7 separate regions of the Mus musculus genome follow, and all the other regions are linked to region 4. The links are chromatin loops, found by intact Hi-C in ENCODE. Cell type or tissue: heart. All regions are shown on one strand. Region 1 has its middle 11 kb from the start of Ddo. Region 2 has its middle 41 kb from the start of Slc22a16. Region 3 holds the start of Cdc40 (cell division cycle 40). Region 4 holds the start of Gtf3c6 (general transcription factor IIIC, polypeptide 6, alpha). Region 5 holds the start of Cdk19 (cyclin-dependent kinase 19). Region 6 holds the start of Ddo (D-aspartate oxidase). Region 7 overlaps Cdk19 (cyclin-dependent kinase 19).

What was found. A loop is a pair of places that touch in the nucleus more often than their neighbours do. Peaks named below come from ENCODE experiments on the same cell type or tissue, not always from the same donor. Only the 100,000 strongest peaks of a DNase experiment are listed, where the experiment ranks them.
Region 1: it touches region 4 in a loop (2.4-fold over the local background); 2 of 42 quality-filtered maps call a loop at or near these places.
Region 2: it touches region 4 in a loop (6-fold over the local background); 41 of 42 quality-filtered maps call a loop at or near these places.
Region 3: it touches region 4 in a loop (4-fold over the local background); 5 of 42 quality-filtered maps call a loop at or near these places.
Region 5: it touches region 4 in a loop (7-fold over the local background); 19 of 42 quality-filtered maps call a loop at or near these places.
Region 6: a loop joins it to region 4, with 2.5 times the contacts of the local background. A loop is called at or near these places in 3 of 42 quality-filtered maps.
Region 7: a loop joins it to region 4, with 2.4 times the contacts of the local background. A loop is called at or near these places in 4 of 42 quality-filtered maps.

Annotation. Positions count from the first base shown.
Region 1 is chr10:40,616,632-40,620,631 of GRCm38, reverse strand. No RefSeq gene overlaps it. Among named protein-coding and RNA genes, the nearest start is that of Ddo, 11 kb to the left of the region's middle. In heart, a CTCF peak has its summit at 2,460 (motif pointing right); no DNase peak of the experiment used is centred here.
Region 2 is chr10:40,527,619-40,531,618 of GRCm38, reverse strand. No RefSeq gene overlaps it. Among named protein-coding and RNA genes, the nearest start is that of Slc22a16, 41 kb to the left of the region's middle. In heart, a CTCF peak has its summit at 1,783 (motif pointing right); a DNase peak (open chromatin) is centred at 3,878.
Region 3 is chr10:40,882,540-40,886,539 of GRCm38, reverse strand. It overlaps Cdc40 (cell division cycle 40), which reads left to right and starts at 3,397. Exons shown (of 15, transcript NM_027879.2): 1 at 3,397-3,653. The coding sequence starts at 3,465. It overlaps Wasf1 (WAS protein family, member 1), which reads right to left and starts at 2,713. Exons shown (of 9, transcript NM_001379453.1): 1 at 2,470-2,713. In heart, a CTCF peak has its summit at 1,784; DNase peaks (open chromatin) are centred at 2,249, 3,109 and 3,469; H3K4me3 peaks cover 2,640 bases; H3K27ac peaks cover 2,188 bases.
Region 4 is chr10:40,257,438-40,261,437 of GRCm38, reverse strand. Gtf3c6 (general transcription factor IIIC, polypeptide 6, alpha) reads left to right here and starts at 3,726. Exons shown (of 6, transcript NM_026113.5): 1 at 3,726-3,859. The coding sequence starts at 3,779. It overlaps Rnu3a (U3A small nuclear RNA), which reads right to left and starts at 2,970; the gene lies at 2,759-2,970. In heart, CTCF peaks have their summits at 2,284 (motif pointing left) and 2,924; DNase peaks (open chromatin) are centred at 2,867, 3,397 and 3,747; H3K4me3 peaks cover 1,468 bases; H3K27ac peaks cover 1,766 bases.
Region 5 is chr10:40,347,963-40,351,962 of GRCm38, reverse strand. Cdk19 (cyclin-dependent kinase 19) reads right to left here and starts at 2,655. Exons shown (of 13, transcript NM_001168304.1): 1 at 2,242-2,655. The coding sequence starts at 2,369. In heart, CTCF peaks have their summits at 1,866 and 2,070 (motif pointing right); DNase peaks (open chromatin) are centred at 2,022, 2,692 and 3,112; H3K4me3 peaks cover 2,976 bases; H3K27ac peaks cover 2,720 bases.
Region 6 is chr10:40,627,312-40,631,311 of GRCm38, reverse strand. Ddo (D-aspartate oxidase) reads right to left here and starts at 1,301. Exons shown (of 5, transcript NM_027442.5): 1 at 1,221-1,301. In heart, a CTCF peak has its summit at 1,971 (motif pointing right); DNase peaks (open chromatin) are centred at 81, 711 and 1,321; H3K4me3 peaks cover 821 bases; H3K27ac peaks cover 1,409 bases.
Region 7 is chr10:40,427,107-40,431,106 of GRCm38, reverse strand. All of the region lies in intron 2 of Cdk19 (cyclin-dependent kinase 19), which reads right to left. Among named protein-coding and RNA genes, the nearest start is that of Gm32234, 25 kb to the left of the region's middle. In heart, a CTCF peak has its summit at 1,796 (motif pointing right); no DNase peak of the experiment used is centred here.

The DNA of each region.
Region 1 (4,000 bases), 360 kb before region 4:
TCTCTGACTTTGTCTGGGGAATTCAAACCCCCCTACACACACACACACACACATCTACCAGTTAGATTACTGGTTCAACTTCCTTTCTTCTGGGCTCATTTCTCTCTGGGCTCACTCTCTGAGAACTCCTATCTTCCTGTAGAGACACCTACTCATCCATGTCCACTGCTGCTCCAGTCACCATAGCTGGGATTGGAAACAGCCTCGATGCTCGATAGATGCTGAGTGGGATAAGAACCCATTCAGCTGGCCCCTGAGACTCCTGTAAAGCTTCCCCATGCTAATGAGGCAACATAATCCCTAAGCCTTCAGCCAGTGACCTTTGCCTATCCCAGATGTTCCTACTCCTAGTCCCCCAAGTTATATTATTTACCCCAAGTAAAGTTGATCTGCCTCCTTGAAGCTGGTCCAGATGTAATCATTCACTGGATGTACCCAGAGTTCCCTAATCCCCAGTTGAACATCTCTCTTCCCCTTGCCCCTGTGGACTGTATCAGCCGATGATCCCTGATGGCAGGGAGAGCCACATAAATACAGAACATTTTCATTATCCACTAATCAGCTGGTGAGCATCTGGGCTGTTTCCATTTCCCAGCTATGGTGACTAGAGCAGCAGAGAACATAGATGAGTAGGTGTCTCTACAGGAAGACAGGAGTTCTCAGAGAGTGAGCCCAGAGAGGAGCAGCTGGGTCATATGGTGGATCTAATTCTAGCTTTTCTTTAGTGGCTGCACCAGTTTGCATTCCCACCAATGGTGACTAAGTATCTACATGTCCCTGTAGCTGTGGCAACATTTGCTGTTAATTGGTTTTATTTGTTTTGTTTGGGAGGGATTAGTGTTGTTTTGGTTTTTTATTTTGGCCATTAATACTGGGGTAAGATGAAATCTCAAAGTGGTTTTAATTTTCATTTCCCTATGGCTATGGATGTTGAATATTTTTAAAAATAGTTTTTAGCTGACTATAATTCTTTGGGGAACTCTATTTAGTTACACGCCCTATTTTTAAAAATAGAGCTTTTTTTGGTGTTTAAAGTTCTTTTATGTGTTCTAGAGACTAACACTTTCTCAGATGTATAGCTGGTGAAGATTTTTCCCATTCTTTAGGTTTCCTCTTTACTCAGTGACCATGCCCTTTGCTCTACTGAAGCTTTTTTGGTCTCATGAGGTCCCGTGTATCAGTTGTTGGTATTAATCCTTGCACTACTGCAGTATTTTCAGAGGGTCCTCACCTGTGCCAAAACTTGAAGTGGATCCTAGCTTTGACTCTTTAGATGTGTTTAAATTGGCAGTTCCATGTAGGTTGGTAAAGTAAGGATCCTTTGTGGGGAATTTTGAGGGATGGAGGGGTGCAGAAAGCAGGTGGCATCAAAAAGGAAAGAGTAGTAGCCAGGGTCATGTGAGGTGGAGGATGGGAAGACAGGGAACACGAAGGATTGGGGGATGGAAAACAAACACTAAAGACCTTGGGGAAGCCATCTGGAAACCAGCTATTGTAGAAGCTTCATGAAATGCATAAATGTAATTAATAAAAAGATTAGTTTGAGTTCCATTCCAGTGGGGGGAGAATAGTGCCCCTCTCAGACACCATGGGCTGTTAAACAAAAAGCCTGTACTGGGTATGGGTTTTTGACTTGTTGATCTAGGGGGCCCCATAGGTCACCTCAAACATTATAGGCTATTGCCGTTGTTCTTTATTACTCTTCAGGCTGGTGTCAGCCTGCAAGCTTCATCTCTGCTGGCTGGCTTTCATGCTGCTATGACATAGCATATGGTTGCTGTGTCTACTTCTGGGGAACAAAAATACTCAGTAGTCCTGCCCATCTGTGACCCCTGCAATCTACCAATGACAACTGGTCTGGAAATATGCCTAATGGTATAGTAGTAGCACAGATGTTAGGGGCATAACCAAACACTTATTGATTAGGTTTCATCCCATTACACTGGATGGAACTCATGCCTGATACTGTTAACTAAACCAAGAACTCATGGCTGTCTAGATCATAGATTCTAAAGGAGAACCACAGATTAGCACATCTCTCAATCCTTATCAGAGACACTTCTTTTTGAAGTAGATGACAATCAATAAAAATATTCACAACTAGTGAACATGCAGAGAATAAAGAATTATAGAGAGCTCAGCCCTAAATGGGACATGTATATTACACTACCACCACCCCTGCCCCAGGCTCAGGGATCATCTTGAAAGAAAGCAGAGATTGTAGGAGCCAGAGGCAGCAGATGACCTCTGAGAAACAGTGTCTCTGGACCACAGGACCATTGCAGACCTGAGTTCAGAATGCTGTAACTGCATACACAAGATTTGCACAAGACCAAGCTGGAAAAAAAAATCACAGCATCACTAAGAGAGAAGCTTTTGAAGTCCAACCCCTAGCTATTGGCAATTAATAGCTGCAGTAGAAGGGAAAGTGTCAGAATACATGCCATGAGGCTCCAGTAGATGGCTCTCTACCCATGAACACTATGTGAACTCAGTGCCTTTAATAAAAGAAGTGAAGGGAAGAAGAAACATTAATGTAGAGTATAAAGGAAGAGTTGGAGGAAAAGATATAGGGGTAGATCTGATCAAAACATATCCTAAGTATGTACAAAATTCTCCCAAAATGTATGATATATATATATATATATATATATATATATATATATATATATATATGTATATATATATATATATATATGCATGTATATATACATATATAATATAACCCAAACTATGCAAGACTGTTTTGAATGAAATTATATTTCATTAAGAGACATTAAAAGATAACTCAAGCAAACAGTGTGCTGCCTAGTTTTATGTCAACTTGAAACAAGCTAGAATCATCTGAAAGAAGTGAACCTCAATTGAGAAAAGATCCATAAGATCAAATTATGGGAAATTTTCTTATATAGTGATCAGTGAGGGAGGTCCCAACCCATTGTGTGTGGTAACATCTCAGGGCAGGTTGTTTAGGGTTCTATAAGAAGAAGGTTGACATATCCATGGGGAGCAAGCCACTAAGCAGCATCTTTCCATGGCCTCTGCATCAGCTCCTTGAGTTCCTGTCCTGATTTCTTCTTCTTTTTTTTTTTTTTAATTAGATATTTTCTTTATTTACATTTCACATGTTATCTCCTTTCCTGATTTCCCCTCCGAAAATCCCCTATGTCCTCCCCACTCTCCCTGCTTACCAATCCACCCACTTCCTGGTCCTGGCATTCCCCTACACTGGGACATCGAGCTTTCACAGGACCAAGGGCCTCTCCTCCCATTGATAACTGACTAGGCCATCCTCTACTACATATGTGGCTGGAGCCATGAGTCCCACCATGTGTACTCTTTGATTGGTGGTTTAGTCCCTGGGAGCTCTTGGAGTACTGGTTGGTTCATATTGTTGTTCCTCCTATGGGGCTGCAAACCCCTTCAGCTCCTTGGATCCATTCTCCTCCATTGAGGACCCTGTGCTCAGTCCAATATTTGGCTGAAAGCACCTACCTCTGTATTTGTCAGGCACTGGAAGAGCCTCTTAGGAGACAGCTATATCAGGCTCCTGTCAGCAAGCAGTTTTTGGCATCCACAATAGTGTCTGGGTTTGGTGACTGTATATGGGATGGATCCCCAGGTGGGACAGTCACTGGATGGCCTTTCCTTCAGTCTTTGCTCCACACTTTGTCTCTGTAACTCCTTCCATGGGTATTTTTTCCCCTTCTAAGAAGGACCAAAGTATCCACACTTTGGTCTTCCTTCTTCTTGAGCTTCATGTGGTCTATGAAATGTATCTTGGGTATTCAAAACTTCTGAGCTAATATCCACTTATCAGTGAGCGCATACCATGTGTGTTCTTTTGTGATTGGATTACCTCACTCAGAATGAAATTTACTAGTTCCTTCCATTTGCCTTTAAATTTCATGAAGTCATTGTTTTTAATAGATGAGTAGTACTCCATTGTGTAAATGTACCACATTTTCTGTTTCTATTCCTCTATTCAGGGATGTCTGGG
Region 2 (4,000 bases), 270 kb before region 4:
ATGTTATCTGCATGTACAGTCTGCTGATGTTCAAATGGACCAATCATGTGAAACCACACCAATTCCTCCCTGCTGATGTTTAAATGAACCAATCATGTGAACCTTCGCCAATTCCTCCCCCAGCCCCAGCCCCTTTTCTATAAAAACCCCTAGCTTCCAAGCCTCGTGGTTGAATTCACTGTCTCCTGAGTGAGATACATTTCCACCCGGAGCTCCGCCATTAAACTACCTCGTGTATTTACATCAAGATGGTCTGTTTATTCGTGATTCTTGGGTGCACGCAGAATCGGGAATTGAGTGGGGGTTTCCCCACTAGGTTCTTTCAGCTACTGTGGCTGCTGGGTGTTAACTAGTCTTTAACAGAAAGTAGCATCTCTGTGGGGGAGGGAGGGGGCAAGGGCTGCTTATAATTAATGATTGCCAGTCTTGCTTTGTTTCCAGTGGGAGAACGAAATAATAAACTGCGTGAAAACTGTTTATTTTTTAGGTAGAAAAAATTGAATTGACCAAAAATACATTTTCTAAAAACCATTAAGGGCCTCGAAGAGACAGAAATGGATACTGTAATGACAGCAGCATTGGATAGTGGAGCTTTGGGGCATAACTGTGCCATGGGGAAGCAACAGCTCTTGAAAATTCAGGACTCCAAACAGAGCCATAGTGAGCTCACACACTTTAGAAATGGCTGTTTCACAATTCAGAAAGCCATAGCATTTTCTGAACAGGATCCCGTGGGGCTCACTCTTGGACTGCAGCCAGCTGTAGGACAGAGGGCGCAAGCACACGGTGTTTTAGTATGCCTTGTACAACTCTGGTTTACTTAGCACCTTGCATGGAACCTTTAAAGGTTCTCTTTAATGAGGAAAAGGAAGTCTTTAATGAGGAAAAGGACAGGGTGGTTTAAAAGGTTTATGAGAGCATTAATATATGGGAGGGATTTTCTTCTCAGTCATTTGAAAGTACCACCTCCTCCAGTCACTCCTGAGAATGAGAACTAGGTCTTGAGGCAGAATAGGGGAGGGGGAGGAATGCTGGTAGAGCCTCTCATCCAGGACCCCTCGTGCACATTAGGGACTAAGTCCACCCAGTCTTATAGCAGCTAGCTCTGCATCACTTCAGCAAAAAGGGGAGAACTCAAGGAAGAATGTGGGCATCTATTCCAGGTTGTAAAACAATGTCTTCCATCTGCCTACAACTTACTTCTTTAGTTTGAGTATTCTCCTCCCACCCCTCCCCCTCTCTCTCATTGATATTCTTGGGATAGACAGTGACACGTAGCTTCCTGGGTCATGGTTCATGAGGAGATGAGCTCACCTGTCCATCCAAAATCATGTCTCCCCTGCTGGCCTAGCGTGGCTCAGCTCTCAGTGTCCGTTAGTTAAATGAGTGGATCTCTCAGTAAAGTCTCGGAACCCAATCCATAGTTTACTGAAGCCGTGGCCCCACCTACTTTCAACTCTTTTAAAGAAAAGGGTATGTTGTTTTTTGTTTCATGTGTGTGTACCACCTGTACACAGGTGTCCACAGAAGCCAGAAGAGGGCTTTAGAGTCCCAAGAGCTGCAGTTATAAGCAGTTGTAAGCCACCAGACACGTTACAAAAAAAATAAAAGAAAGAAAGAAAAAGAAAAAGATGGGCCTGGAAGGATAGCTCACCAGTTAGGAGGTTCAGTTCCCACCACTCGTGTGGCTCACAACCCCTGTAATTCCAGTTTCAGGAATTCAATGCCTGCTTCTGCATTATGCCTGTGTACCACTTGTGTGCTTTGCCCAAAGAGGCCAGAAGAGGGCATCAGAAGCCCTGGGACTGGAGTTACAGTTAAAAGCCACCTTAAACGATTCTGGGAATTGGACTCAAATTCTCTTGAAGAGCAGCCTGCGCTATCTCTCCGCCCCACAATTTTTATTTAAAGGTTGTTTTTAACTTATGAATCGATGAGAGCCACAAAGTGGATGCTGGTAACAGAACTTGGGTTCCCAGGGAAGAGCAACGAGTTGTTGAGCATCTCTCCAGCCCCAAATTGTCCCAAATCTTGCTGATTAGTGTGTTCATTCCCCGTTTGTTTCAAATTTTCTTCTGTTACAAATGAAATGTTTAGACAGCTAAGAGTTCTACATCTTGATTCAAAGGAAGTCAGGAGAAGACTGGCAAAGTCCACCCCCACAGTGACACACTTCCTCCAACAAGGCCATACGTTTCCAACAAGGACTCATCTCCTAATAGTGTCGCTCCTTGTGGGTCAAGCATTCAAACACATGAGTTTGTGGGAGCCACACCTGTTCAAACCAGTGCGCACAGCAATAGAAACCTAAACTAAGATAGTGTTCCAGTGTACTCCAGCTTAGTTTTTGAGATGGGGCTCCTCACGAACCTGGTGGAGCTTAAACCATTTTGGCCAGAATAACTGGAAGACTGTGGGGCTGTGGGTGTGGGGGGAAGAGGGGAGTGGGAGAGAGCCCGTGTCCCATCAGAGTTCCGGTGCTCTGGGTGGGCAGATGAGGGAGGACTGCCGCACGCTTTCCACGCAGCCCTGGGTGAGTGTCTAGCTGTGTGAAGCCATGGACCCCAGCTCTGTGGGTGGTGGACAAGGGGCAGTCCTAGGCACCAGGTTCCCAGCTTCGGGTATCCCATACACCAATGGAAACCTCAGAAGAGCTGAGAACAGAATAAGGACCCCGGGACAGCCCTGAGCCCCAGGGCCGAAGTGAGCAGAGGGCAAGGGGAGAAGGCGCTTGATGGTTCCCACATGGGCTGGAGTGCAGGAAGACTGTCCAGCGGGAGTTTAGACATGGCTCATTAGGAGAAAGCCTATCCGATCGTTCAAGCACGGCAGGCCTTGATGAGCAGAGACAAGTCTATGGTTTTAGAGCTTTATTGTAGAAGGCAGGGGGAAGGAGAAAAGGTAGAAAGAGAGAGGCTGGCCATGGACACATGCGGGGGGGGGGGGTGGCGGGGGGGGGAGAGAAAGAGGGCTAGAGAAGAGAGTAAGAAAGGTGAAAGCTTAAAGAGAGCAAGGAGGGACCAAGCAGCCCCTCTTATAGTGGGCTGGGCTATCACTGTGTAACTGTGGGGAGGAGCATACCTGGCTATAGTCAGGTAACTGTTGGGGTGGAGTCTAGCCAGAATGCCAGAAGCTTGGGGCATTGTCTGTGTGATTGGTAGTCACAGAATTTTATGGAGTTGGAGGCTCTGTGGTTTCAGGCACCAAATTCTGGGAACATGGCTTGCTTTTCCATCCCTTGTAGAGTTTCCTACTGGGTTGCTGAAGCAAGCCCCATTCAACCAAAATAGACTGCCTATCACAGTCCCACAGCAGACAAGTCCACAGAATCCACCTGTCTCTGCCTCTGTCAATGCCAGGGGCTGCAGTTACAGACCCACATAGCTACACCCAGCTTTTACATGAGTAGTGGGCATTAGAACTCCTGTCCTTGTGCTTGAAGATCAAGTACCTTACCACCCCCTGCCCCAGCCCTTGAGCCCTACCCTTTTAATTATTGTTTTTATCAGCCATTTAAAAAATACATTACCAACTTAAAATTTTCCTATTGGGTCTGTGCTGCTGGCTGGTAAAACAGAACTGCATAAGAGCAGGGTGCATACGCATATACTGTAACTTTTATTTTAACAAAAAGTGTCCCAAACAGTTGTAAAATGATCCACACTATCACCTTTTTTCTTTACAGAAATACAAAATGTGGGAGACCTCGTTTTTTCTAGCCACTTTATTAACTCTGAAAGAATGTGCTGGTCGCCTGCTCACGTGTGCCTTCAGTCCTCTCTGCAAGGGCAACTGTGTGTCAGCAGCACTTCCTGTGTTCATAGCAACCTTCTGCACAAAGCTGCCCCAGGGCAATACCATGTCCGATGTCCCGCTTTTCTTCTGCAGCCTGGAAGCCCCCACCGGAAGTGGGTTCTGAACTCATAGAAACCACACCCACATACAGAAGGTACTCAGAAAATGTTGCTGAGGGGGCAGGGTCCTTGTCCCTCAACATTCC
Region 3 (4,000 bases), 630 kb before region 4:
ATATAATTAAGATAATTCTAAAACAAATCAGCTAATCAATGAATTATAAATTAATGAATTATAGACTCACATATAGAGACTTTTCATCTATATGATTTCCTCCCACAAAGTAACCAAAAGTCTAATATCTTAATAAAAGCTATAATAATATAGTCTCAACAGTAGTTTCTGCTATGAAGGTAAAGGAGTTACTCTTTTAATAAGAACCCAAATATAATCTCTACTGAAGATCAAGCCTTTGGAAAAGATAGCTTAAATTATTCTTAAAATTAAACAAAAAATAAATTGAGTATTATACTATACCAATGTGCTGTCTCTCAACATATGGCCATTTAGAAATCCAACCAATAAAGCTGACCTTCAATGCATCTTATAAGTAATCACAATTATGAAATATATTAACTACCATTTCTAAATTAAGAGATCTTCAATATTTTCTAGACTTTTCACAAATTTAACTCATTATTCTACTCGTTACCAATTATTTTCACCAGTATTAACTATATAATTATTATATGTAGGCATTAAGTCTATAGTTAAAAAACGAGAAATAAATTCAAGCTAAAGCCATCTGGCCAAAGCAAACTCAAATGTAAATCAGCCCTTCCCAGGCCCTGTGGAAAAGCATACCAAAGCCTCTTCATGATTCATCGATTAATTAAAATACTTAAAGTTAGTTTAAAAGTACTGGGAAAATATCTTCTCTGATTTAACGCATACTATTGTGTGGCATAAGAGTATTGTTTCCATTTACATGTTAGGAAACCAAGGCAAGATGTCCACTTTGTAAATTGCAAGGTCTTTCCTAGCCAAAAAAAAAAAAAAAAAAAAAAATGATTCTACACCGTCAACTTAAATGTATGCCCTTTACAAATTAAATAATCCCTGCACCTCCAAACACTTGCATCGTCCGTGTACAATTCTGTTCGTATCGAAAGGGTTAACAAAACAAGCTTAAACACATAAAGAGGGGAAAGCCGATAAAAAGGAAAAGATGTTTCTAGTGGCTCATAGGCTGTTCTTAAATGATATCATTTAAGTAGTAAGTAGCTATGTTTTTTTCCCAAGGTTTTGAGATATATTCTGTCCTTAAGGTATTCAAAACTGGATCTACTCATATCCATGTCGATAAGAGTTAAAAGAAAAAAACTGTAACTGGCAATAAAATATACTTTAAAAAGAACTAAGTGAAAATTAAAATCCAAGTTAGGGAGTTTTTCTCCTCCCATATTAAATCCTCCCTCTCATTCAAATGAAAGATATGATTAGTAAATCGGATGTTCAAATATTCTACAAATACAAAACTTTTCTTATTAAAACGGAAAATTTTATATATAAGTACGTTATTCAAATATTCAAAATAAATAAAAATACTTTCCCTAACAGAAACTTAGATCAAAGATAAACTGTTCCTGTGAGTTCCAAATGGGACTGCATCTGTACTTGTGTTATGCGGCTCCCAACAATTAGAAAAATGAAAGTTTACCAATTAAATTTACAATGTCAATGGATGTTTGTACAACTGAACAACTAATAAACTAATCACACCGATTACTGAAAATAAAGACTTAGCTAATGTGAACACCAAGAAAAAAATGTAAATAGAATGTCGGGCACATTTTGTATAGTAAAGGATAGGGTCAGAATGAGTCGAATTAAAGTACCTATTCTAGCTAGGTATTAATTAGTCAGTCACAGGGCAGGTCGTGAATGTTGGGATCCGATGAGCTTTCTTTTCACCATTATTCTAGTTCATCATCCGCAAGTGCTAGAGAAGGTGTCTACGGAAGCTAGGGGGCATGCTGTAGCTAGGGGAAAAGAAAAATGGGAAAGGTGCAATGGATGCTGCATAGTTGAATAATTATCTGGGTGGCACAATGGGCGAGTCCTGCCGACATCAGAGCCCAGCAAGCGTCTCCCTAACTCTGCCCGAGGAACCTCCCCATTTCCAGGCATCAAAAGAGCCAGCACCCTCTCTGCCTTCTCTTCCAAACTGGAATATAAAGGGATGCCCGCACTCGCTTTACCATGGTCGTGCAGAGAGCCGCGGCGCAAAGACCCGCGGCCAGGGCTCGCTTTTCAGAACCGCTGGCACGCCGGGCGAGCCGAGGGCTCCGCGACTGGCTGCAGCCTTCGCCGGCGCCGATGCACAAGGGCGGAGCGGCGGGATCGGAGCCCCGAACCCCGCGCCGCAGGTGAGAGCCGCAGATGCTGCACCCAGAGCAGCCTCGGGCCAGTCCCCGCGCCCGAGATCCCACGCCTCGTCCTCCACGCGCAGCCCGGGCTGCTGGGCGGCGGGCGCGGGGGAGCCCGGGATGGGGGCGGGGGCGGCGCGCCCATCCATCGCCGCCGCTGCAGACCCCGGCTCATCCACACGCCCCTCTCGGCTCGGGTCGGTGGAGAACAGTTCCCTCGTCAGGACCCCGGGAAGAAAAAAAAGGGACAAAATCCTGAGAGACTCGTGCTCACCGCGAAACCGTGGGGGGCTCGCGCCGTACCCCTTCTACATGCTTCGGCGGCTGCCGCCGGTCCGGCTCCGCACTGGGGCGCCACCAGGAGCCCCTCGGGAGCGTCGGGCTGCGGGATGGAAGCCGCGCCGGGCACTGGCTGAGGCGCCGGGCCGCCGGGAATGCCGCCGGGGGCGCCCACTGCTCGCCCGAGCCGCGGTGCGCTCGACGCGCGAGCGAACAACACCGCGAGCAGCCGCTGCCCTGCGCCGCCCCCTCCCCGCGCGACGCTCCACAACCGGGCGCGGGGACCCGCGCCTGCAGCAGGGGGAGCCGCGGGGCGCTCTCCGCCTGGCCTCACGACCTTTCCCCGGAGCTGCACCGGACGGGTCCCAGGTCTCTGAACTTAGGATTCGCACTCTCCCCTCGAACCCTGCAGGGCGTACGGCGGCATGGTGGGAGAATGAGCATCCACCCACTTACCCGTCCGTGGGCAAGAGGACGGCGCTTCCCCCTGTCCTGAGGCTCTGTGGTATTGCCCGATCCGCACTTTGGGGGAGGGGGCCGGAGAGAACGGTGCTGGGCTCGGGAATGAGGGAAGATGACATCCAATTGAATGAAGCATCCTCTTGGGGGCGGGGTCGAAGGCAGGCCCCCTCTGCCGGGCTCCACCTCCTCGCTCCAAACTACATTTCCCATGGTGCCGCGAGCTCCTCGCCGCACTGTACGCCGGGAGTGAAGGTCCTCGAGGCTTCAAACACATCTCAGGACTGGGTCTTTAATCAACGAGGTCCTGAAAGTTACAAATAGTTGTAATCCCTTGTGCTTCTTTAGATAAATGTTTGTGAATCTCAAGTTTTGATACAGTTATCTCAATAATAAAGTTTTTTTCGAGAAGTTATAAATGATTTTTTTTAAAGGAGGTAAATATCGAGTTCCATGACAATCTGACAGGACCTGGGAGACGCTGCTTCTTCCGCCTTGGCCTGGCCTTAGCAGAGAGTATCTGTTGCAGTCATGTCGGCTGCGATTGCAGCTCTAGCTGCTTCGTATGGCTCGGGCTCGGGGTCCGAATCGGATTCGGACAGTGAGGGCAGTCGGTGTCCGCTGCCAGCCGCGGACTCTCTCATGCACTTGACCAAATCGCCTTCAGCCAAGCTCTCTCTGACCGTGGCGGTGGACTCGGCTCCGGAGGTGGCAGTTAAGGTAAGTGTTTTGGACACTAATAAGCTCAGGAACTGCTTTCAGCTCGTCTCGGGTTAGAGGCTGGTCTACCTTGGCGCTGAGAAGTATGTAACTAGCGTTTACATCTCTTCCCACATCCTCCTTGACGATTAGAAGTACGGAGCAGCTCTCCACTAACCCCTGTCCTTCCTATCTCCGTCGGATAAAATTAGTTCAGGAGAGGAGGAAAGTTTGAATTTGTAGACTAAGATGTAGCCTTATTAGATCAGTTATAAGTTCAGAGCATAGATAATATTGGATCAAGACTTTCAAACTAGAATTTGTACCCTCACTAGAAGTGAGCCACGGCCAGGCACTGTTTTGTTTTT
Region 4 (4,000 bases):
CGAGGCCAGCCTGGCCTACAGAGTAAGTTCCAGGACAGCCAGGGCTACACAGAGAAACCCTGTCTGGAAAAAAAAAAAACAAAAACAAACAAACAAACAAACAAGAAGTTAATACATGTATTTTATTTTACAGACAGGCTTCGGATAAGTTTCCTAGCCTAACCTTTTTGTGATATCTCTGCCTCAGTACCCTGAGCCGGGATTAGAGGCATACACTACCACACCCTCACATACCAATAATCTGGATTTTTTTTTCCCCCTCATCTGCTCCTCTGCATCCAATTAGAAGCCCAGTCCTCCAGATCCCACTCCACAACACAAGGCTGCTGACCCCTGGTGTACTTCTGTGGCTACAAAGGTCACATGATACTCCAAGCTTCACCTCCTTGCTTATTTGTTGGTGCTGGGGACTGAACCCAGGTCTTCACAAATGCTAATACCCTCCAGGGAGATTTATCTCCTCATTTTACTTTTATGTTGAGACTGAGTCTAACTAAATCACCTGGCTGACCTTGAATTTTGGATCCTCCTGCCTCAGTCTCCGGAGTACTTGACAAGACAGTCCTTCACCTTCCCCGCCAAGTTACCAAGCATCATTTACAAAACAAAAATACAAAACAAACCCCAAAAACAAGACCCCTAATATTTCAGTATTTCCCAAACGTTTCCACAGACGTGCCTTTAACAGCAGAGGAAACTTTTAAAAGGTGAAAACGTTTACATACGCGTATGCGATGTAGCTCCGGGATGGTCCTTCCAATTGTTCAGCATTACTCTTTGTTCTTTGCTAAGATGGACTATAACCTGAAATTGGGACCTAAAAATAAGCCCTTTCAGGCTTGGTTCAGCGGTTAAGAGCACTGACTGCTCTTCCAGAGCTCCTGAGTTCAATGCTCAGCAACCACATGGTGGCTCACAACCACATGGTTGTGATGGCTTCTTCTCCTCCCCTCCCCCTTCCACCTCTGGAGTTCTGAGAAAACAGGTAAGCACCACCGCAACGTTTGTGTGGAGCTAGAGATGGAGTCAGGGCTTCCAGCGTCAGGGCTTCTGCTAACTGGGCCACATCCCTTTGGGGGGAATCAGAGAAATTTCATCATAGATGCTGGCATCATATGCAAATCTCATGATCTCCTCCACCTTTTTTTATTTCTTAACAGCACCTCACTACAAAGCCTTGGCTGGTTGGTCTGCAATTCACTATGTAAACCAGTCTGTCCTCAAACGCAGAGATTCATCCATCCATCTGCCCAAATGCTGGGACATCACAATTGCTTGTGCCATCACACCCAGCTATTTTTGTTTGAATGTGTGTTGCACAAACCATAATGTAGGTGAAACACCTATACACATACACACAAAAAATAATGAAATAAAAATAAAGAATTACATTTTATTTTCACAGCTATTATTACTCTCTATCGAGCTGGGATGCTTAGTATCTCTCAGTATTTAGTTGTACATGGCTGCTTGCAAATGGCTCTTTGCTATTATTTTCTATCAGAGTTTTTCAACTGAATTCCTTAGAACAGAGCATCAGTATAACCTGCACACTTGCTATCTGTCCTATACTGAACTTCCCAGAATTAGATTGCAGTGCTTCAGAGATCTGGAGAAGCCTTTCAGCACATTGTGATGCAGCTGAAATTTGAAGCCAAAGTTATCCTGCACTTTGTAGTTCCCGCCCCGTCCCGCCCCGCCCCGCCCCGCCCCCAGAGAGATGGTTTTTCTCTGTGTAGCCCTGGTTGTCTTGGATCTTACTCTGTAGACCAGGCTAGCCTTTGAACTCCTGAGTGCGTGGGCCATCACCACCAGGAAAGGATCAAGGGTTTTGAAGGTTCCAGGCCCTACAATTGAGCTACATTCCGAGTCTTGCACTTCATTTTCTCATACAAGTAAAGTACAAGTTTAAAACAGAAAAAACAAAAACTTACTGTATCTTACTCTTATGTAAGTGCAAAATGTTCATTTCTGAGACAAGATGTTACCTCTAAAGGCTCTTTTACAAGAACTCTGCTATAAAACATATTTTTAAGCCTGGTATGGTGGTGTATACCTTTAATTCCAGCAGAGGCAGGAAGCTCTCTGTAAGCTCGAGGAAAGCTTGGTCTACAAAACGAGTTTCAAGACAGCCAGGACTGTTACATAGAGAAACCCTCTCGAAAAACTAAAACAACAACAACAACAACAACAAAAAGGAGAAAATAAAAATTCTCATATAAGTTTTCCAAGTAAAAGAGCAAGAAGGAGCAGATTGTTAAATCACTTGTCGCCTCCTAGTGGCAGTGTCTTAATATTGCGACCACTATCACATTTAATATTCTTTATTTACTAGTTCAGGTTAATAGCCTTCCTCATAGATTTTTTTTTCCTCTGCAAGGAGCTTCAGTCATGCTTGCAGAAGACCTAAGTTTACTTCACACACAACTACTAATAGGACAAAATTCTTTCCTGTTTTGTTGTTCATAAGCACTTAAAATTTTTCTTGCAGTTAATGGTCTCGTGAACATTATAACTACATTCATACTAAGAACAAGAAAGGCAGGTCAGCCAGGCTGTAGTGAACACCCTAAACCCCAGCACTTAGGAGGCTGAGGCAGGCAGAAAGCAGAACTTGAGTTGGAGGTCGTCTGGGACCATACAGAGAGGAATGACCGGGCTACACAGTATAAGCCATGTAAAATACAAGAGGAAAGATATCCATTTAGTAGCTCAGGACCAAAGCATCTACTCTAACTTTCAACTAAATATAAAAGAAACCACTCAGACTGTGTCCTCTCCCTCTCAACCCTCAAGAGAGTTGAGAACGATCATCAATGGCAGATAGCAGTTGCAAAATGCAGCACTAAAAGCCGGCTTCACGCTCAGGAAAGGACACTCTGTCTCCTCCTCGTGGTTTCGGGTGCTCTACACAGTCAGAGAAACTTCTCTAGTAACAAACTATAGAAATGATCCCTGAAAGTATAGTCTTAGTTTAGCGTTGCCAGCCGCCGCGAGGCCACCTCTGACAGCACATTTTTAACTAATGGTGACATTCCCCACCCGCCCCCCCCCCCCCGCGAAAACCCCGTAATATTCTCCTAAGGAATACCATACACATGCACTTTCGAAGCTGTGTTCGTATATTATTTTGCAAAAAAAAAAAACAAAAACAAAAACTCATTCTGAATACTTATGACTTGTAAACTAACTCAGAATCAAGTTCATAATTAACATATTGAGGATAATAGCCAATCACACGCCAGTGTCTTCAGTCATCCTAAGAAAATCACTTCCGGACCAGTTTTAAAGGGTGGGTGCGGCTCCTCAGGCTGCGTTTTACTTAAGATGGGTGTTGATTTGTGTCCTCTGCGGTCTGAATTCCACCCTGTCCCAGTAGCGTCACTGCTGGGTTTGTGTTAACTAAGTAGCCACTCTGGCCTAGAATTTGCATTAATCCTCTCCCTCCCGCGTCCTTAGATGTTGGGATGAAAAGTGGAGGCCACCATTGATCCTCTAGTCTCCTTCGGCAGACAATAAACGTGAGGTTTTGTTTTATAGTGGAGGCAGTTGATTACGCTCATCCTCAGCTACTTACTGAGTTCAGTGTAGCCTGAGCTCTATGAGCCACGTTCTTCAAAGTGGGGCTAAATACCCTAAATTCCCGAAGCTCGGAGCGTGTCGAGTCTCCACGTGGGACCCACTTACGGAAGCCTGGCGTCGCCATCTTGCTTTCTGGCCGGAAGCCGGACGCCGCTGCCCGTATCCAAAATGGCATCCACAGGGGGCGTGGCCAGTGATGGCGTCTCCGAACGCTATGGCGGCGGCAGTGGATCCCATTTGGGAGGACTTGGAGGAGGAGGAAGAGGAGCTAGAGGAGGTTGTAAGCGAGGGTCAGAGGCCTGCGGCGCGGGCGGTCTTGGTTGAGCCACCCCTGGGTGGGGAAGGGAGTCTGGGATGCGGACGGAGGGAGGGAGGCCGGTAGACAGCTCGCTGGCTTTCCGAAGCCCGAGAAGCCGTG
Region 5 (4,000 bases), 91 kb before region 4:
GGTCTGAACATGTGATATAATGGTCTGAAAATATATTTTCATATTCTAAGTGGTTTTTTGTTGGTTGGTTTATTTTGTTTTGTTGGTGTTTTTGAAACAGGGCTTCTCTGTGTAGCCATGGCTGGCCTGGAACTCCATCTGTAGACCAGGCTAGCCTCCAACTCAGAGATCCATCTATGCCTGCCTCTAGCTCTAAGTGTTTTGGTTTTTTGTTTTGTTTTGTTTTGTTTTAATTCTACTTTGAAAATACAAAAACTGACCTTATTTTATGTACTCTACTTTACCAATTTCACTCATAGAATAAGTGTATTTTAATCAATATCCTTATTATATAGTGAAAACTAAGAAGCGGAAACTGTTTCTGTTGTAATCCCATCTAGTCTATGTGACTCAGAAACAGAATTGTTAAAGTTCTCAAAGACTCAGGGCAAATGAAAATATTTTAAGATATTTTTAATGAAAACTTTGTGTATTCTAGATGACATGTATCACAACGTTAGCACAGTCCCTGGGGATACGGGAAAATCCAGCCCAACAATGGAACCACAGTGTCCAAATGACAGCACTGGATTTGCTTTCCCCAAACAGCCCTGTGAAGAGTCCCACTGGAATATCAATTTAATCAGGAGAGTGGCTATGCCAAAAACAGAGTGCAAGTCAATTACAGTACCCTCCAGCCCCTGGTGTGCACTCGAGGACATGTGGTAATTAAAAGAAACAGCTCAGACAACTGAGTAGCTTGGCCTAGACAGGTCTACCTGCAATAGCGATTAACCATCATCCTTGAGTTCTGGACAGTACCTGTAACTTTCCAGGTACTGAGTATGAGACACTTGGTACGACTGTGCTCTGGCTTTCTTCTTAGAAAAGTAGCTCGAGCACTGCTTACTTTGATGCGGGAGCGCCTCACCAACATTATCAAATCACAGCACTGGGAAGGAGGGGCCCCAAGGAGCACTTTAAATCTGAGGTATGGTGATAATCCGGCTTATCAAAAATGCCCCATCACAATCCTTAAGTCTCCCTTTTGTATAGTCTGACAATCGTTTGAGTCTAAGTTACAGAACCTAAGGGAAAGGAATTCCTTCCAGAAAGGAGCCAAGGTGACAACTGGCTTTAAACTCACCATTCCCAGGCCTGAAGTTTGGTTCCACCGGGCCAGCTCTTACAAGCCAGTCTGACCACCGGCCCGAAGGGGACATTCTCGATGCTTTATCAACTTGTCTTTTACTGATATAACAATCCATAAAGACTTCCCAAGAGATTCCTACAGATCCCCTCAACTAAGGAAACGGCAATCCAGGCTCAAGCCTGTCACTCCGTTTTCTGTTCTTGGTGGTCTAGGTTCTCAATAAACACTACCAAAGCTCACAGCCATTTGACAGAGGCTAAGAACTTGAAGAAATCAAGATTTCTTCCTGAAGAAAAGAGAAATGGACCAGGTTTGGTGGCATACGCCTTTAATGATAGTACCTGATTAGCAGAGGCAGGCGAATCTCTCCGTTCCAGGCCAAGCAGGGCGCACAGATACCCTATCTTAAAGGGGGTTGGGGGGAATTAGATAGCCAAGATATATCTTATACCTAAGATAGCCAAGAGGCAGGAAAGATAAGCAACCAGAGAACACTTAAATCTTGTAATATACAATTTATCTCTCTCCAGGGTCCACCTTCAGAGTGCTGAATTCAGAATATTAAAATGTGGGAATCGGGAGCAGGATCGGGAAGTCCCCAGGTAAACATCAGAGATGAAGTCTGGGTTGGCAAGGAAGTCAGACCCAAGGGGCCAGCCAGGACCCCAAGCGCTGCGCCACCAGACAGGAGGCGCCCCCGCGAGCTTTCAAACCGCCGCCCCGGGAAGGCGCTGCGCCGATTGGAAGTTCCACCACTACCGTCACCAGCACAGGGCCAAACCGGTAACTCTTCAGCCAAGCCCTCCGGAGGGTCCCCGGGGACCAGACCCCTAAACTCCACCTCCAGGCGCGGTCTCCACCCGCCGCCCGCTGTTAATCACGCAGCCGCGACTCCAGGCGGGACCGACGCCCCCGACGGGGCTGCGCCGTACGACTTCGAGGGGCGCGACCGGCCAGCGGGGGGCGGCAGCACCAGTGCCTCCGAGTTAGCCCCGGGACGTCGCTCTGCGACCCACGCCGCCTCGTCCCGGGAGCTCCGACCCACCCAGCCCTCCGGGGCTCCGCAGCGGAGGGGACGGGACGAGCCCACTCCCCGCTCGCGCTCTTACCCATCTTTCCGCCTCGCCTTGTAGACATGCCCGTAGGTGCCGCGTCCCACTTTGCACCCTTCGTACTCAAACAGATCCTCCACCCGCTCCCGCTCCGCCGCCAGCTTCGCCTTGAAATCATAATCCATTGTCTGCTTCCCCCATAGAGAAACCGGGACGCGGGGGCCGCCGCCACTCAGTCCCTCCTCCACCGCCGCCGCTCCACTTCTCCAACAGCCGTCGCTCGGGCGCGCGCGCGCCGCCCGCCGCTCCGCGGTCCGCCTTCAGCAAGGGACTCCTCGGCGGCCGCGGCAGCCACCTCCTCCGCCTCCTCCTCCTCCGCGGCGGCGGCGGCGGCTCCCGCAGGCATCTACAGTCCCGCCTCCTCCCTTCATTTCCTTGTTTTGGAACCTGGTGGGCCGCGCCGCGGCTTTCTCGAACTCATTAAGGAACCAAGCGTCCCGCCCCAAGGTCGCGAGCCATTCTGGGAAATGTAGTTCAAGAGGGCTCGTGAGTTGTGCTACCTCCTCGGGAGCGGGGAATACAGTTCCCAGAGTTCCTGGGGCCTTTTGGGCCACGCCTCCACAAGGCATGTACGCCTGCGCTCTGCCGCCGCCCCACCCCCTCAGCGCGCGACTGCTGTTCCTGTAAACTGTAGCGCAAAGTTGCAGCGGGATTTTTGCGAGCCCGTGGGAGCTGGCGGGAAGGACACCTTTGCTGAGCTAGGAAGTAGATACCCGGCCCTGACTGTCATTAGGCTAGAAAAGCGGGAAGCACCTCACGAGAGCCTTGCTCTAGAGCTCATTCCGGCGCATCCGGAGCTTAGGACTGGGGTTTAGACAGTTGTACTACACATTGTTTGTTTTCTTGGGCAATTGATCCTCTGGTTGCCCCGCCCCTTGCCTCGGCTTATTGGCAGAGACTGAAGAGTGACGTCCGCTTTGGTGCCTGGTTATCTCCGGCTTTGGCTGTTTTCCCGCTCTTGATTGGTAATTGGATGTGCTCGGTTCTTCCTGATAGGTTAATCTTCTTTCTTTACGATGCAAAAACCGTATTTCAAAACCTGAAGATTCAGCGGTTTCCCAGCTCTTGCTAGGGGAACCGTGTAACTTCTACGGCCCACAGCCAATCATCTTTTTCTTGGCGCTCTAGTCGGTTTTATCCTAACATATGCGGGTGCGGTAGCCTAGCTTTAGCCATCTGTCTGAGAACAATTAAAGCGCTTGGAAGATTGCAAAAATGCAGCGTTTTAAAAACAATCGTTTTTGCTGGGTAGTAAAGCGTGTTTTACAGTAATGGCGAGGCTCACCTAGGGGTTTAAGGTATTTATCTTGCTCATGACGTTGATTCGTTATGGTGTCTGAGGCTCAGAACCCATCACCTCAAAGTAGTACTGTAAGAACTTAGAAAGTGCCTTACTAAAAATGTGACCCACTGCATATTGATGGCTTTTAAACCGAAAAGAAATTGAGATCCATTCGACACGCGCGTTTCAGCTCTCTTCCACTACCTAAAATAAAAGGCAGCATTTTATAACAAGATTAAATTTAAAAGGGAAATTTGATAAGGTGTCTGTGTCAAAAAGGCAGCTAAGCTATCCATAGACAACATTATTGCTGGGGAGACCATCTAAACAAAGAATCGACTTGTTATTTCCTCTTTATTTCCTTCCCTCTCCTTCATTTATCTCCAATACCTACTAAAACTTCCAATTCTTGTTCCTCTCTGTATGTCATGAGCTTCAATCATCAGGCCTTTCGATTTCATTGTGTAGGACTCC
Region 6 (4,000 bases), 370 kb before region 4:
AGTGCCCTTGCCTAACTTTTTCCCTATGGGCACATTCTAGGGACTGCTGAGGAGGTAAGCTAGTCCTGGGAAGCAGCCGAGCTGTGACTTCTGCTCCCGGGACTCTAGGGAGCAGACACAGAGGTCATGTCTGGCTGCCACAGATGATTGCATAACAGGAAGAAATGGCCGCGGTCCTTTAGCCTCTGTGCCTTCACCTGAAGACAGCACCAAATGAATTCTTATTAGCCTCTTTGAGTAGTAAACGGCAGGCCGCTGAGGCTGTCTCCCAAATAGATCCCCTGTGGGAGGATGTAGGGAAAATGTAGATACCAGGCGCCTGCGCCAGGCACCCCAAGGCTGACATCTTGTGTGGAAGGTAGAGAGAGGGGCAAAGATGTCAGTGTCCTCCACGCTCTCCGCAGAGGCAGCAGGAATCTGTTACTTGGTGCTGACCTGTCAGCCTCCTGCCCGCCTTCACTTCTTTGTCTTACTATGTGTGCTCCATGCCCAACTCCCTCTATCTGGCTCAATTCCAGATTAAGGAGAGTGGACAAAACGTAATTATTCCAGTTAGTTATAGCCATTCCTTAGGGGTAAAGTTCTCTCAGCCAGCTGCTTGTGTTGTTAGCCTAAATCCCACCCACCCCTGGTACAATCCCTTCTTGCAACAGGCAGTGAACAGGGCATCAGGCCAGGTGAGGTTAGCCATGGCAGACATCATGAGGTCTGGCTATGAGTGGTTCTCTGCCTCCTCCCTAGCTCCACTTGACTCCCACTCCGTGAGCCTTGAAGCCTTTTCAGGGAGGTTTAATGTGCGCTTCTCCTCCAACTGAGCCGTGTGCGTTTCTGAGCAGGTGAGCTGAGATGTCAGACTGCCAGGGTTGAAGAAAGACAAGAGAAGATTCCCAGCAGGACACAGTCCAGTGGGGAAGGCTGGGAGAGGGAGGTCCTGGACTTGTTTCCAGAGGAGGTAATAGAAGACAGACGGCCATGATCTTACTAGTTGCCTATCTAGCAGCCTTGCGCCACAGCTCTAATAAGTTAACACTAGGGTGAAAAGCAATCTGTGGCTAAGAATAACCAGCTGCCAGTGGAGTGGAAAGAGAGCCAGAAACATAGGGCATGTCCTGATATAGTGTGACCTATCAATCTCTGGCCCCAACCCCACCAAGACACACCCCTAAAATCCCAGAGTGCATACAGAACGACCCTAGAGCAAAGAGTGAGGATTCAAATACCTGTCTCTGAAAAAGCAGTCTGGTATCCACCGGAGGTCCTGGCACCAACACTTGTTTTCCAGTGACCTGTTAGCCTGGTCTCCTAAGAGACAGGGAAAACAAAACTCCTTCCCATTGGGGAAATTATTAAGGACACTCTCTCTAAGCTTACCCTCCATTGGTCCATGCCACAGTGTCTGCCTCTGACTCCCCAGGAGAGAGGCACGTGTAAGCTCTGTGGAACTGCCTCTCTGCCAAGCCTGCAGGGGAAGTTTCGTCCTCTATGACCTGTCTTTGTCTGGCTTTCAAGAACTTCAGCTTGCCACCAGCCTGGAGTTTCTCCGGCTGATTTGTTTGCATGGCAAATAAATGGGTGGTCTGTCTGACTTCCAAAAAGTCCCAGCTAGAACCAAGCACTCGTTTCCCCTGCCGCATTGTTCAGAGTTGTTGATAGCTGAGATGCCGGCCTGGTGGCAGATGGAAAATTTATTCAGAAAATAAGTTAGGATGAACCAAATATTTATAGAAGGGAACTGGTATTTGCTGAGTGTCACCTCCTCAGAAACACACACAGCTCAGTAGTAGGAAAAGCCCACATTAAACCTCCCTGAAAGTCATTTGATTCTAGAGACGTAATTGGTTGTATCACAATAGCTATAATATATCTTAAAGATTTGTTTTACATTTAAATTGCTGTGGTCTGTTGGTCTGTGGTCTATTGCATGTTGTTCTCACATGCACGCAGTGCCCATGGAGGCCAGAAGAGGGCACCAGATGTCCTGGAGCTGGAGTTATAGGTGGTGGTGCGCCACCTGATGAAGGTGCTGGCAATTACATGTGTTAATCGCTGAGCCATTTCTCCAGCCCAGATAATATTTAATAGAATAATATTAACCACGTTAATATACTAATAAGAGATTTCGCTTTAGCCATGACTGTATCACCACGTAACACCATTCTCTTGTGAAATGAGACGTATCCTCCTTATTCTACAGATATAAACCGAGGCTCCAAGACATGTGGAAAAGCCCATGGTCTCTTGTGTGATAAAGGCCATTCTGTGTAGCAGACTCCCTATGCATGCTCTCAGCCAAGCAGAGGTCCTCTTTGTCAAAGCAGGGTCCTCACTATCTTATCTTGAGCAAGTCAGAGGCTGTCTCAGTCTGTCTTCCCATCTGAAAAGGAGAGAAAGATGATTCCTTTTGCATGTGGCCATGAGCCTCTGGTGAGCTCAGCTAGGTACGATTTTATACAAGGCTGTCTGGGTGTCAAAATGGAAAAGAAAGGGCATTGTCCCTTCAGTCCACAATCCCAAAGTCACAGAAAATGGAACAGTTCTGTGTCTAGGGGAATGGGTTCTTTCTCCACACACATCCAGCAACCAATATAGCAGACTCTCCAGCAGACACATCCGGTTCAGCAGGATTCTCTTTCAATTCTGGCACCTTCTACCTGAAGATGGTATCTGGTACCACAGGTTGGAGGCTCAGGTCTTAAGACTTACCCCTTATCAAAGGTCAGATGCATATCTCAAACCTCGGGTTGTGCCCTGTGCCTTGGGTCCCACCACAAATTTGGGGTTCTAGGTTGCCCACACTGGGTTCAATTCGTTTGCTGCAGTACCTCGTAGAACTCAGGAGAGCTTAGTCTGATATAAAGGCTGCAAAGAAACCACTAACCCTGGTGTCTTAGTTAGGGTTTACTGCTGTGAACAGTTACCATGACCAAGGCAACTCTTACAAGACAACATTTAACTGGGGCTGGCTTACAGGTTCTGAGGTTCAGTCATTATGGTGGGAAACATGGCAGCATCCAGGCAGGTATGGCTCTGGAAGAACTGAGAGTTCTACATCTTCTTCTGAAGCCAAACAGAAGACTGGCTTTCAGACAGTTAGGATGAGAGTCCTAAAGCCCACACCCACAGTGACACACTCCCTACAACAAGGCCACACCATCTCCCACAAAGCCACATCTCCTAATAGTGCTATTTCCTGGGCCAAACATACTCAAAGCACCACACCTGTCCTTTTAGATATTTATGTTGACTTACATCCACAGATGTGACTGGCTATACATCTCACTTCCCTAGAATCTGAGGGAGGATGCTGAAAGTCTCTACCTTCTAACTATGCCTTGTTCTTTTCTGTGGGAAGGATCCTTCACGGCAGAGGCCATCGTCAACAAATCGATGAGTCTGCATACAAAAGACACTCCTAACCCTCAAGGTGCTAAGAGTTTTAGGAGCTATCAGGATTTGAGAATAAAAACCAAATGTATACTGCACTATATCCCAGGTGATATCCATATTTTATTATTATTACCCATATCCATATTTTATATTATTATCCATATTTTATTGAACACAGCTAAAAATCAGGAACTGCTTATAGAGTAGTCCCTCTGTCAAGGAACACTTCAAAGACTTTAAAAGATTTAAGGATTTCTCTCTCTCTCTCTCTCTCTCTCTCTCTCTCTCTCTCTCTCTCTCTCTGTGTGTGTGTGTATGTGTGTGTGTGTGTGTGTGTGTGTGTGTGTGTGATTTTTTATTTATTTATATTTTCCATTAATTTTCTTAGTTATTCACTTTACACCCTGATCGTAACCTCCAATTTCCTCCCAGTCCCCCCTTCACACCACTCCTCCTCCTATCCCTCCCCTTCATCTCTGATAAGGGTGAGGTCCCCACTGGGTACCAACCCACCATGACACCTCAAGTCACCGCAGGACTAGGAATATCCTCTCCCATTGAGGTCAACCAAGGCAGCCAAGTTAGGAGTCTGGACAGGATCCACAGGCAGGCA
Region 7 (4,000 bases), 170 kb before region 4:
TAAACAACCTCAGTGTTCAATAATAGCAAAATGGATAATTACAGTATATCCATATGTTATAGGTTCAGATATATACACTAAAGTTTTTTTTTTAATTTAAAAAATTTAAATTGTAGGGAGTCTGTGGACAAGACTACAAGAGTCATCAGATCTCCTGAAGCTGGAGTTACAAGCAGTTGTGAAACCTGACAAGGGGGTTTGGAATCCAGTGGAAGTCCTCTGGAATAGCAGTGTATGCTCCTAACCACAGAGCAATAGCTCCAGTCCAACTATACATTTTTAATGCTACATATTGCTACAATGTTGATATAATATTCTAAAATCTATAAAAATAATTTATTTACAAAATGAAATGTATAGCAAAATATCAATAGTACCTGTTTCACCGTGTGAGATGACAATCACTTTACTTTTTGAAAAGATTTTTACAATGAACATTATTGATATTTTAAGAAACATCACCTATCCTAAAGACAGCCCTTCCTCTCTAAAACTCCCCTTGTCCCAGTGTGTGGTGATCTAGAAAGGATACAATGAAAGGAGAGAGCCATGGCCTACTTCTTGGAAAAATCCTATTTTGTCAATGGACTTTAGTCTTTAGTTCTATAAATATTTGCTTCACATGATACCATGCAACCACAAATATGCTTCAGATCCATTTAAACAGCTGTTAAGTAGGCTGTGACACACACCGAACGCTAACTGCCTTGCTAGACACTCAGTGTGGTAACCTGATTGCACTGCAACCTTGTCAAGATGTTCAATGGACACATCTTCCAGACAAGTAATTATAAGAAGTAGTATCCTCTTGCCGGGCAGTGGTGGCGCACACCTTTAATCCCAGCACTTGGGAGGCAGAGGCAGGCAGATTTCTGAGTTCAAGGCCAGCCTGGTCTACAAAGTGAGTTCCAGGACAGCCAGGGCTTCACAGAGAAACCCTGTCTCAAAACAAACAAACAAAAAAAAAACCACAGGGCTGGTGAGATGGCTCAGCAGTTAAGAGCACCCGACTGCTCTTCCGAAGGTCCGGAGTTCAAATCCCAGCAACCACATGGTGGCTCACAACCATCCGTAACGAGATCTGACTACCTCTTCTGGAGTGTCTGAAGACAGCTACAGTGTACTTACATATACTAAATAATAAATACATCTTTAAAAAAAAAAAAAAAAAAAAAAACCACAAACAAACAAAAAAAGAAGCATCCTCTTTTCACTGTCCTAAACACATACAAAATCTAAGTTAAACCATTTTTCTCTAAAGCACTATTTAAGTTCTTTCCTGAAGCCCTGAACTCTTTACCAAGCCAATTCCAACATGCATATCTATTTTCACCCACACTCCTTGTGCTGCCTATAACGCTCCCCATTTCTATTTTTACCACATTGCCTTTCGTGTTGTCTATAATACTCCCTTGGGTTCCAGACTCTTTTTTTTAAAAAGGACTCTAAAATTCTTATACTCAAATAACTTATTTTTCCCAAAATAAATTCAACTTTCTATTCTTTGTGTGTGTGTGTTTAAATAACAATATGACTCACAGGGCCATCAAACTTTCTCTTGGGTAAAAGCATTCCAATGACTTTATTTTAGAAAGTACTGAGTATATAAAATTTAAAACAACATAATAATGAAGCAGTGAATTCTATAGTAAATTAGGAGGACTGCCTGATATCAGTGGGGAGTGATCCTAAAATGATTGTTAGTAATTAATAGTGAAACTAGATGCCCTCCCCTTTGACTGGCTTTTTCAAAGCTAGCATTTCAAAAGCATATTGGCTACATTATAACCTTCCAGCAGGAGGCACTCATACTATGAAAGGAGGTTTAATAAGCACAGTAGCCCAACTATGCAAGGTTCCACTATGCATACACATATACACACTTCCACTTGTCATAATACAGCACCACATATAATGCAAGCAGAAACAAAAGCAAGTGAGCTCTGATTTACTAGCGGCATGACACAAAGTAAGCTCCTTAACTCTGAATCTTGTAGAATAATCTACTTACACGGGCTCCCATAACAAATAAATGACTATACAGTGATTAAGTATATAAACTCAATGCCAAACTCTTGACCAATTATAGTTTCTACTCATAACTACCATTACTTGCAAGAACATTAAAAAAAAAACAAGCATGCAATAATCTATGTAGAATGCATAGCATAAGATAAATTCTTGATAAATGAGAGCTGTAACTGTACTTTAGTTGAAACCCTAACCAAGTGTCAGTTCCATCCACCCCCGCCTCAAAGAAGCCTGACTTTACATGAAATGGAAACTATCGCAGAAAACTACAAACAGACACAGTACAGACATCAATGGAACATGGTGAGTCCTGGCAGCTATAATAACTATGTAAGAAAGAGCGCCTGTGTTCTGAGCCATCGCTCAGGAACGTTGTAGAAGAGGGGCAGAAAGATCCTAAGAACCAGAATTCCCGGAAGTGCTCTGAAACAGCCTCCTCTAGAAATAGATTAGTCATCATAAAGTGTCAAATGTCAAGGATCAACAGGCATTTTAACCAGAAGGGGAGAGAGCCCATGGGGTCACACACACTTCCAGATAAAGAACTAGAGGCAACTAAGGACTACTATGGACTCAGTATATTATAGTTATATATATATATGGGAATATCCAAGAAGAAGGAAGATGATGTTACAATAGTAATAATCAAAGGAAGAGGCTTTCAACTTGGGGGGGGGGGTTGCGTGGGAGAGGTTGAAAGGAGGGTACCTGGGAGGAGCTGGAGGAAGGGAGGGAGAAGGAAAGTGATATAGTTCTACTTCCATTCCTAAAAAAGCTAACCAATCAAGGCAGGAAGAAGTACTCATTAAAGAAACAGGGCCTGATGGAAAATAGCACAGTGCTGCCTCCCAGGTGCCTGAAACCCTGCAGTAGGAGAGCCTGCCGACCATAATACAGTGGCTACATGAGCTCTGCTTCTCTTCCTACTACGGTGGCTACATGAGCTCTACTTCTCTTCCTACTGAACAATCTGGTTGCTCTTCTCTCTGACTTCAAGTTGTGCACATACTTGCTCTGAGAGCAGTATCTAAGCTGTAAAGTCTAAAATAAATAAGTTCACATCGCCCTTATTGTGATAGGATGTATGTTTATTTAGGTAAGCTTCCATGTAATACATTACATATGAGAACTTCAAAACTTTCTTATAAATCAACAGGACTTTGAATATGCAAAGTTAAAATATGAAAAATGAAACAGATACAATGGAGTCTGCATAGTAAAACCTAATTCTCAAGAGCATTCTAATTCACCCCCTCCCTACCTCCCTCTGCCATCTTCTAAATCTAAATGGTTGAGTGACCACTCCAAGTACTGTAAGAAATTACACCATTGTTTATAAATTATAGCTAAGGGTTTGCATTAGTAACTAATAACCACTGAACTACCAATAGAAATGATTAAACGCTATCTGGTTCACGACACTTCAAGAGGAGGCATAAACACAATGAATTAGACTCGATCAATCAATTGTGCATCCTTCATTCTAAACTACCTCACAGAGATTTTAACAGAGGTAACTAGAAGTCAACCATTGGTCTAAACTGAACCCAATTCAGGAAACATCTACTGTACTGACTCTGTTACACAAAACTACTTCATTCCCAGTCTGCTAAGAAACCTACGTGTGCATTATGAGAAAACAGAGGGCTGGTTTACACAATGAAGTAACTAATTTTAATTTATGTCTTTTTACTATCCATCTACTATTTCTAATCAATGAATGCTAAAAAATTATATTCACGCTAACAGTGTGATGTTTATTATATTTTTGTGTGGTGTTGGAAATATTCAATGTCTGTTCAAAGTCAGACATGCAACCACTGAGCTGTATAGTCAGCCCAACTTCAATCTTTTAAAATGAACTAAACTGGCAGATGTGAAGCTCTTACGGAAATACACTAAGCAATGATTAGATTTAAAAGGCTAGAAATCATTACATTATAATGATGAAAATCAGGCAAATGTGGAT